Linked DNA regions of Homo sapiens: region 2 is linked to region 1. A link is an interaction called in ENCODE POLR2A ChIA-PET data of the cell type or tissue named here. Cell type or tissue: GM12878. All regions are shown on one strand. Each heading gives the region's core, and the rest is flanking DNA. Links, peaks and the distances in the headings are about the cores only. Region 1 holds the start of LOC100129540 (a long non-coding RNA gene). Region 2 has its middle 17 kb from the start of RASGRF1.

Region 1 (5,376 bases), core at 189-5,188:
GTTTTAGGTGGTCTCACAGCTGATTTACAGGCACGATATTAAATAACATGAATTCACGTGGTAAGAAACATTGGATTTTTACTTTTTTCCCTTCTGCTCAGGGAGAGCGCCTCATTTGGTGATAGTGTGACTTTGACACTTTTGATACTTGCCATTCTCCTCCTTTCACATTTTCTCTTTTTAGACAAATAGCAACAGGTGTCAGAATCAGAGTGTTGGCAAACATCAGTATTTGGCCAGAATTCAAAAACATTATTTTGTTTTTACCATATATTTTTAAATGGCATTCTTGTATTTACAGCAAGTAAGCTGGTTTTCCATTTGCCATGATACAAAATTTCCTTCTTATTTCTTTTTGGGAAAAAGTGAATTAATTTAAAGAGGCTGTTAGGTAAACACAAATACAGTTGGCACAGTATGGCAAAGTCGTGAAGGAGGCAGAGGCCTGGCGTTAGGGACACAGCAGACAGAAGTGTTTTTCCAAATGTAGGGCTGACCCTTTCATGGGTGTTGAAATCAATTTAGAAGGTGTAGACCAGAATTTTTAAAAAGTGAAAAAGGGCCGAGTGGTGGCTCACTCCTGTAATCCCAGGCAGTGGGATTTGAGAGGTTGAGGTGGGAGGATCACTTGAGTCCAACGGTTCAAGACCAGCCTGAGCAACATAGTGAGACCCCATCTCTATTTAATTGAAAACAAATAAAAATAACAAGTGAAAAAGAAAATATCTGACTTCATCAAATGAAATAAAGGTATATATTGTTTTGTGGAATTTTTGTTCCTGTGATGCATATATGCATTTGTATACAGGCTTGTAGTTTCAAATATATATATTTACTGTGCTTTGTGATTAAAAAAAAAAAGAAAAGAGTAAGGAGCATCCAGCCACTGGAGGGGCTGCTTTGCATCCTTCCATCCCTTCCAGTCCATGATTATTACATGCACAGGTCTTCATTTCCTTCCTTTCTTTTTCTTTTTTTTTTTTTTGAGGCAGGGTCTCACTCTGTTACCTAGACTGGAGTGCAGTGGCACAATCACAGCTCACTGCAGCCTTGACTTCTCAGGCTCCAATGGTCCTCCTGCCTCAGCCTCCTAAGTAGCTGGACTACATGCATGCACCACCATACCCAGCGAATTTTTGTATTTTTGGTAGGGACAGAAATTTTGTATTTTTGCCATGTTGCCCAGGCTGGTCTAGAACTCCTAAGCTCAAGTGATCTGCTCGCCTCAGCTTCCCAAAGTGCTCAGATTACAGGTGTGAGCCACTGTGCCCGGCCAGCTCTTCATTTCCTTTCTATCATACTCCAAGTCTGAAGCCCAGGCTTATGAGTCTGATGGAGAAATAATCCAAAGATCTGAGAAGTAACTCTGGAGTCGTAAGGCTGTGGCAGTGCTGACCGGTGGGTTCTGAGAGGTGCTCTCCCCCTTCACCCTGCATGTGTGACAGTAGCCAGGTAGCCGTGGAGTGCTCTAAGGATGGAAGGGAGAACGGGAGGCCTGGTGACTGCAAGCTGACTGCAAATGACCAAAGGACTCAGAGTGTTTCTCAAGGCTTTTGGGGGTTTCTGACCACCCAGATCAGTGAAAAGGATCAGAGGTCCTCTGATCACTGAGGGTCGACTTCCCCTGGTATTTATGGGGAGTCATGGTTCAGCTGTGGGAAGGTGGTGGATTTGCAATCGAATCACTTGCAAGTAGCACGCCCAGCCCCAGTACTAACCTCTGTCCCTATTTACTACCTCTATGGCAGGGGTGGCCAATCTTTTCGCTTCCCTGGCCGCATTGGAAGAAGAATTGTCTTGGGCCACACGTAAAATACACTAACACACTAACGATAGCTAATAAGCTGGAAAAAAATCACAAAAAAATCTCTTAATGTTTTAAGAAAGTTTACCAATTTGTGTTGGGCTGCATTTAAAACCATCCTGGGCCATATGCGGCCCTTAGGCCACGGGTTGGACAAGCTTGCTCTATAGTGAGGGGCCATGAAGGAGGGGACAAGAGAACACTCAATCAAACACACACACACACACACACACACACCCATCCGAAATCCAGAGCCATGTGGGCAAATGTATGGAGTTGCCAGATTGGGACAGAGGACTGCTGGAGGGCCCCACAGGGACACACGGCATAGGGACTGAGCCACACCGAGCCTCTGAATGAAAAGGGAAGCATGTTGGGGCTTCCTGCAGGCAAGACACCCAACAACAGGCAAGTCCTGAACCTTCCATATTGGCCTTTTGGCCTCTCTCGGGTGAGGTCCAGTCTTGCCCTTGGCAGGGCCTATCAAGCAGAGCTGATACGGGGGTGGCTTCCTCTTCTGGCAGAGCCCTCACGGGCCTGCAGCTAGCATTTTAGGGAGCAGAGAGGAAAGTGTCCCACCCCTAGCCTGAAAGCTGCTTCTGGTTTCTGGGCAAGGCCTCGCTGTCGCACTCCCATGCTGGTGACACCTGGCCTTGCCTGTGGTTGTTTGGAGCCCCCAAACTGGATGTTTCTTTCCACCAAGACGCTCCTGATGATGTTAAATGGAATAAGGGAGATTATGGGGGACCAGCTGCTGCTGGCAAGAGGCAGCTGCCCATGCTCTACACCAAACTCCAGGAAACCAACCCGAGACAAGCAATGAGTCCACCTCCCCTTCCTCTTTCTCTCCAACTTCTCTCTTCCCTGTACTGCCCTGGCTGTGGGATGGGCTATTCTCTCTTACAAGTTTCTGCCGGCTGTGGTTGGGGATCTCCTCTCTCCCATCTTGAGGCCTGGGGAAGGGCATTCAGGGAGGGCATGAGGGCCCTTGAGGCTGGGCTGTGTGGGCTGAATCCCCTGGGGCCAGGGTCCAAGGTTCTGGCACGAGGTACAGGGTGATCAGGTAAGTAGTCTTTGAAAAACAAAACTGCGATGGGGTGGGGGTGGAAAGTCCCATTTTACCACTGGGTTGCTAGGCTGCTCTGTGGTCACAGGCAGAGAATAAAGATAGAGATAGATACTTGGCTTTGCTGGAACCCCTGAGACTCTAGAGCTCAGCCTTTGGGCTCATGACATCCATGTAGATAAATTGATTCTCACCCTGATTAAAGGGTATAGGGGATGGCCTGGCAGTCAGCTAGCTGACACGCTCCTCCATGGCTGTTCCCATCCTTAATTCAGGGGAACAAAGGGGAAAGGCTTTCACTGCAGCAGCCTACAATAACAGCCTGTCCCCCGTGTTCCTCTAAATCAAGGGCTTCCTATTCAAATTAAACACAAAAGGTGCAGATATGCAAGTGTGTGCTCGGTTGAGATTAGACAGGGTAGTCAAAACTGGAATCGGCCCCAAAAATGCTGGTGACCACATTTTGCTACTAAATTCAGTTTTCAACCAAATTCTTGTTGCCTGGAGCTGGGGGAAGGTTCCGATTGCTGGGAGGTTGGGAGGAGGGAACAGGCATAGGACTTTGCCAGTATGTAGGCTTGGGGAATGAGAAGGGGAGATGAGGCCACTCTCAGGGCATCTGGCAGGGACTGAAGGGGCACACATAGTTAGGGCTGTTGCAGGTGGGGCAAGGGACATTTAAGAGAGTGGCTAGTGGGGTGTTTGGTGGTGAAGTCTCGGCTGGGAAATGCAATAAGGCCATTCTCCAGCCTGGATGCTGGCAGAAATTGGATATTTTTTCTTCTTTTTCTTTTTCTTTTCTTTTGTTTTTTTTTTTTTTTTTTTTTTTTGAGACAGTCTTGTTCTGTCACCTAGACTGGAGTGCAGTGGCACGATCTCAGCTCGCTGCAACTTCTGCCTCCTGGGCTCAAGCGATTCTCGTGCTTCAGCCTCCCAAGTAGCTGGGATTATAGGCATGTGCCACCACGCCTGGCTAATTTTTGTATTTTCAGTAGAGACAGGGTTTTGCCATGTTGGCAAGGTTGGTTTCTAGCTCCTGACCTCAAGTGATCTGCCCACCTCGGCCTCCTAAAGTGCTGGGATTATAGGCATGAGCCACTGTGCCTAGCCCGAATTGGATATCTTAATGAAAAGCTAAAAAAAGATGCCTGGGACGTATGAATGGGCTGCAGACCAACATGGTGAGGCCCATAGCAGGACTCCTTCTCTGGGGAGGTCATTGGCTATGCCCATGGACTGCCACCTCGCTACTCTTGCCCCCGTCCCCTGCCTAGTGAAACAGACGCTCAGTATTCATGCAACACCGCTCTTTGTGAAAACCTTAGAGCCTCAGGAGAGGGGGTGCGGGAAGCATTTGCCCCAGGTTTCCCCAGTCCCTCCCTCCTCTGTGTGCCCTGCCTATGTCTCTGCAAGTCCAGAACCTGGTTTGCATAAAGCTCTTAGCTTCCAGAGGCCCGCAGGCCACCTCTGCCCTGTGCTGCAGGGAGCAGGGGAATGTGGGAGAGACACTTACACGGGCCCACAGGCCACCTGAAAGAGGGAAGACGGTCAGGGTGGGGACTCAGACAGAATGGGGGGCCCCAGAGGCAGTGGAGGCAGCGGTGGTGGCGGCGGCAGACGAGGAAGCCAGCCATGTGAGGAGGTGGATGGAGTGGTGCCCCGGGGGCGGACGGACGGACAAGTTGGTGAATGCACGGAGGGGGCAGCTCCCCACAAGCACAGTCCACAGGGGCTCTCGGGAGCCCAGGCAGAAGAGAGACGGCTGGACAGCACAGATGGGTGCAACATCTGTCTGAGGACACAAACAAAGTGGAGATGGTCAAGGCGATGGCACACAGAGCTGGCAAAGGACAGACCAAATGCGGCAGGAAGAAAACGCAAAGAGGAGGCAGACGAGGCTGGCAGAGGGGTGAGCAGTCTGTCAAAGCCACTGTCAAGGGCTGGAGGTTTTGGCTGGCCCCATCCTCAGGGTCTGGGGGTAGTAAACTCTGGTGTTCCCTGCGTCAGCCGTGATCATGGGAACACCAGGAAGCGGGGAGAGGCTTCCTGAGCTATATAGGGAACCGGGACCCCAGGGATCTCCCAGGGTCTCTCCAAGGTCTGGCGAGTAGCCAGTCAGGCGAGGAGAGGAAGGAACACTCACTCAAGGAAAGGAGGGTTGAGACTAGTGCAGAAGCCTGAGTAAGCACCTAATGAGAGTGACAGAAGCAAACCCCCCACTTCATGTGAGTGTGTGGCCACAGTGTGTGCAGATGGGCTGAATCACTGCTTCCCTGGGAGAGCTCGTCTGGAGCCCAGGGCAAACCTTGACAAGCTCTGGAGGCCAGCCTGGGCCAGTCCTGGTGCTAGGCCACGGCCATGTGGCCTTGGACCGTCCACGTGGCCTTGGACCAGACACTAGCTCTTCAGTTTCTTTGTCTGGAAGAACAGGATGCGGGAAGCAGCCTTATCCTGATGGTTGTCAAGTGGGGAGGATTTTGCCCCCTAGTGGACATTTGGCAATGTC
Region 2 (5,376 bases), core at 320-5,319, 130 kb after region 1:
GTCTTGCTGGTGAGACCTCTACTGCATGGGGAGCTCAGGCTCTGTGTGGGTTTGGTTTTGGGGCCCAGGGGAAGCCATGTACACAATGGAATGGAGTTTGAGATGCACAGAGGTGATGTCCCTCTGGCCAGAGCTCAGGGATAAAGCTGCCGAATGTAGGCATCCTGATTTGCAGAGGGGCTCGAAAGGGTGCTGAGATTCTGGACTCTCTGATGCTGCTTTGTGTTCACTCTGTGGATCATCACCTCTTGTGGCCTTGCCTTGGGGCTGCTGTGGTGGGCAGGGAGGCAGGTGGGTACTTGCCAGCTAGCTGATGGGGAGGCATCACCAGACGCTTGCGTCCTCTTTGTAGCTAGGGACAGCAGGACTCACCACCCCATCTTCTCTGCCTTGGACCTCACACCCTGGATGGGCACCTCCAGGGCAGGCTAGAAACAGTGCTGCCCAGAGGGCCACAAAAATATCAGATGCTAGAATTCTAGATTGGGGACTTCATCTCATAGAAGAGCAAGAGCCAATGAAGTGGACTTTTTTTTTTGGCTGCTCAGCATTCATTCCCTCTTCTGGTGACAGTACCCTGGTTTCCTCTGGGGCTCCTCTTTCCCACTTTTCAGCCATATGGCCCAGATGAAAAGTGACTCTACCTGCAGCTCCACGCCTGACCAATCATCACGACACCCTCTGACTTTGGTGAATGGCTTAGGGATGATCATGTGACCCAAGCCAGGCCAATCAGAGCCAAAGAAATGAAATTCTAGGGGCATTCTGAAGCTCTCAGGGAATATGCATTTTCTTTTTTGCTGGGGATGCTGAAAAGCATATGATATGAGCCTAGAGCTGTTGGCAGCCAGTCTTGCCAGTATCAGTGAGACTGAAGCCAGCATGAGAAAAGCAGCAATAATGAATGAAGGAGACTGGTTCTTGATGGTTTTGTTTAACTGGATCCAGCTGTGCCTGCATCTACTTTTCAGTTAAATTAGTCAGTGAATTCCCCTTTTCTGCCTAAGCCAGTTTGGTTTTCTATCACTTGCATCCTACAGAACCCTGGCTAGTACAGCTAAAAGGGAAATGAACTGAATGGCTTTGCCTTCTGAATTTGCTGTGTGTGCTCAAACTGGAGCCACCAAGCATTGGGGTTGTAGACTCCTTTGGAAGGCCCTCTCCCTGACAACAACCCCACTTGACAGGTAAAGAAATGGAGGCTCAGGAAGGGGAAAATGTCCCATTGGAGTGGCCCACGTGCCACTCTGTGGCAGGTCATGTCCAAACATGGCAGCTTCAGGATGTCCACAGAGCTCCCGTGCCAGATGTTCATGGCTGTCCTGCTGAAGTCCTTCTCCACCTCTGGTGGGTGTGGCATCTCGTGGGGAAAAATGCTGTTGGTCCCTGGGGAGGGATTTCAGGGTTTCAAAGTGGTGCTTTGTTCTGCTGTTTGATGACAGAGATGACAGAGGTATGTGAGGGGTCATGGTGCGTAGGAACCTGTGTGTGGAACCCAGAGTTGTGTCAAACAAAGTCTAAGCTTTGGCCATCTCTGTATTTTTTCTGGGTCACTGGTTGCTATCTGCTATCTGTTAGGGAAGAAGTTTGAATCTGCCAGGGAACTTTTATTAACAGAGGTGAGCTGATACCTGGGGACCTCCTCATCTTTAGCTAGTTATGCCATCAGTCACAGGTCGGTGTAGGAGATGAGAGGCTTTTGCTTTCAATCCTGTTGAGGTTTCCTGGTAAGAATTTTGGTGCATGACCTTTTCAGTGAAAGCATGGACTTTCTCTTTCAGGGGCCTGAATTCCAGCATTTCTGAGTGCTGAGTGAGGAAAGGGTGGCCAGATGGGAGCTTTGCATTTCCTTTAGGGATCAACACCTTCTTCCAAGCATTATGGGACCCTATGACTCAAGTTGTACATATTTTGTTATGTTGGAATGTAAGAGTCTTTCCACCATTGTGATCCTTCTTTTAGCCACAGGGTCTACCCTTCTGTCATCCTTCCACCCACCCCCCAGGGGCACCTAAGTGGGTCAGAGGATTCCAATGTTTCAAAATTGAGCTCTCTGGGTTTTCTTTTATTGGTCATTTTACATCAGGTTGCCAAGTGATAATGGCAAATCTGCATTCAAATAAGTGCAGCAGCCACTCAGGCCATAAACTTACATGTGCAAGTCATGTATTTTTCTATAATTGAGCTTCGTTTCTATTTTGTGCCTGATTCTGATGGGAGGCAGACAGTAAATCCAGTCGGTTCACATTTTCCATTTAGTCAGGGTTTCACTTCCCTTTTCTTTGGTATTCTGTCTAAATTCTGGGTGGCGGTAGACTGTAGAATAGCAAGCACCCAGGAGTGGCGAGCTTTTGGTGTGTGTGTGTGTGTGTGTGTGTGTGTGTGTGTGTGATTACTGACAGGGGCCACTGGAGCATCTACGGAGATGCTCTTTATTCTATTTGGACCTTGGTCACACACAATACACAAGGTCACTGCTGTGCCCTCCTCACCCCTGACTTGCAGAATTTTCTAGGTACCACCCTCTCTCAGCTGTTTCAGGAGCACCTTGGGGCAAGGAACGTTTGGTTCCCCCACCCTGTTCGCTGAGGAGTGGAGACTCTGAAGCTAACTTGAGCCATTGCTGAGACAGCTTAAGAAGTCAGCTCTGCTCTACCACCCTAGCACCAAGCTGGGTGGGAGGGAAACCGGGAGATGATGCACAGGGCTTTTCTGCTGTATGATCCCTACATAGAGAGAGAGTTTCTGCTGTTCCCTTTCCATAGGGCTGAATCCAGGAGTGGTGGTGCAGGGCCCTTCTTGGGTACCCACTCTGTCTTCTAACTCTCCTCATTGCCATCTGACTTTTTTCCATCTTCCAGTGCAGGGATTATATAATAGGAAAAATAAAAATAAAAAATATATAGTTGTTTGAATAATAGTGGCAAGAGTACTTGTTCTTGCCTTATTCTTGATCTTAGGGAGAAAGCATTTAAGCTTTCACCTTTAAGTATGTTAGCTTCAGGTTTTTAAAAATAGATGTTCTTTATCAAACTGAGGAAGTTGTCTTGATTTGAGGTTTTCCAAGAGGTTTTATCATCAAGTGATAAAGTGTTGAATTTTGTCAAATGCTTTTTCTGCATCAGTTGATATTAAGATATGATTTTTTTCTTAGCTTGTTAATATGGTTGATTGACTTTTAAATATTGAACCAACCTTGTATTGCTGGAAGAAACTCCATTTGGTTCTGGTGTGTGTGAAAGGTCCTGGACCCTTTCATATATTGCTGAATTCTATTTGCTAAGATTTTATTAAGGAATTTTTGTATCTATATTCATGTAGGATATGGTCTGTAGTTTTCACATTTTGAAGTGTGTTTATCTGATTTTGCTATCAGGGTAATATTGGTTTCATAAAATGAATTGGGAAGTGTTCTTTATTAATATTTTCTGGGAGAGATTATGTACAGGTAGTGTTAATTCTCCTTTAAATAATTCAACATAGTGCTGGAAGTCCTGGATAGCTCAATAAGGGAAGAAAATGAAATAAAAAGCATACAAATCAGAAAGGAAAAAATAAAACTACCTATTTTCAGATGACATGATAGTCTATATAGAAAATTCCAAGGAATCAAGAAAGAAAAAAGTCCTAGAACTATAAGTGAGTTCAGCAAGGTTCTGAGATATAGAAGCAACACATGAAAATAAATTGTATTTCTATATAATAGCAATAATCACACAGAAACCAAAACTAAAAATACAATGCCATTTACCATTGCTAAAAAATAAATTCTTAGGTATAATTCTAACAAAATATGTATAGGACTTGTATGCTTAAAACTGCAGAAGCTGATGAAAGAAATAAAAAAATCTAAATAAATGGAGATATATGATATTCATGGATTGGAAGTCTCAACATAGCTAAGATGCCAATTCTCCCCAAATTGATATGCAGACTTAATACAACTCTATCAAAGTTCAAGCAACATTTTTTCTTTGTAGTATAGGCAGGATAATTCTAAAATTTATATAGAAATATGAAGGACCTAAAATAACTAAAACAATAATCAAGAAGTAGAAGAAAGTGGGAAGAATCAGTCTATCTGATTTCAAGATATTATATAACTGTGTGGTATTGGCAGAGGGGTAGCCACATAGAGCAATGGAACTGAAGAAAAGATCCAGAAATAGACCAAAACAATTATGACCAACTGATTTTTGACAAAGGTGCAAAAGCAATTCAATGGAAGAAGGATAATTCTTCAAGAAAGGTGCTGGAATAATCAGATATCTATAGTCAAAACTATGGACCTCAACTTAAGCCTTACACTGTATACAAAAAAAATTTAACTCAGAATGGATCATAAATATAAATATAACACATAAACTATAAAACTTTTAGAAGAAATTATAGAAGAAAATCATCAGGACATAGGACTTGATGAGAGTAATTTGATATGACAACAAAAATGATTTATTAAAGAAAAATATCAAAAACTTGACCTAATCAAAATTAGAAATGAGATCCAGCAATCCCATTTCTGGGTATTTACCCAAAAGATTTAAACCCAGTTAGTCAGAAATGTCTGCACTCCCATGTTCATTGTAGCACTATTTACAATAGCCAAGTTCCGGGATCAACCTACATGTCAATCCACCAGATGGCTGGATAAGGAAAATGTGGTATATACACACAATGAAATACTATTCAGCCTTAAAAAAGAAGACAATTCTGTCATTAGCAACCACATGGATGAAACTGGAGAACATCATGATAAGTGAAATAAGCCAGGCATAGAAAGACAAATACTGCACATTCTCATCTGTATGTGGAACCTAAGGCAATTAAACTCATAGAAGCAGAGAGTGGAATGGTAGTTACAGAGGCCAGGGGTTGTGGGGAGTGGAGAGATGCTGGTCAAAGAGTACAACATCTTAGATGGGAGGAGTAAGATTTTAAAAAAAAAAAAATCTATTGCATAGCATAGCATGGTGCATATAGTTAATAATAGAGTTTTGTACATTTCAAAATTGCTAAGACAGTAAATTTCAAATGTTCTAACCATAAAAAATGATAAGCATTTTGGGTGATGGATATGTTAATTAGCTTGATTTAATTATTCTCTAGTGTATTCATAAATCATAACATCAATTTGTGCCCCATAAATATGTACAATTATAAATTGTCAGTTTACAAGAAAATAAAATAAAGTAACCAAAAAGATTTAAAATGACCTTGCCAAGAGGATAAAAAGAGAGTAAGCTACAGACTGGGAGAAAACATTTGTAAACCACAAATATTTGACAAAAGATTCATATGTAGAATATATTAAAAAACTCTCAAAACTCAACAACAAAACAACAAACAATACAATTAGAAAATGAGCAAAAAACCATG

Evidence for each region. ChIA-PET counts read pairs that join two places held together with the same protein. Peaks named below come from ENCODE experiments on the same cell type or tissue, not always from the same donor. Only the 100,000 strongest peaks of a DNase experiment are listed, where the experiment ranks them.
Region 2: POLR2A ChIA-PET joins it to region 1 with 5 read pairs; 3 of 35 experiments call an interaction of 5 or more read pairs at or near these places.

The regions. Positions count from the first base shown.
Region 1 is chr15:78,974,545-78,979,920 of GRCh38, forward strand. The region is part of intron 24 of RASGRF1 (Ras protein specific guanine nucleotide releasing factor 1); the gene reads right to left. LOC100129540 (a long non-coding RNA gene) reads left to right here and starts at 4,345. Exons shown (of 2, transcript NR_148998.1): 1 at 4,345-4,779. RefSeq lists enhancers at 2,228-2,377, 2,448-2,557, 2,628-2,717. In GM12878, for the core only: no CTCF peak of the experiment used is centred there; DNase peaks (open chromatin) are centred at 2,887 and 4,197; H3K4me3 peaks cover 2,788 bases; H3K27ac peaks cover 3,340 bases.
Region 2 is chr15:79,105,061-79,110,436 of GRCh38, forward strand. No RefSeq gene overlaps it. Among named protein-coding and RNA genes, the nearest start is that of RASGRF1, 17 kb to the left of the region's middle. In GM12878, for the core only: no CTCF peak of the experiment used is centred there; a DNase peak (open chromatin) is centred at 2,291; H3K27me3 peaks cover 169 bases.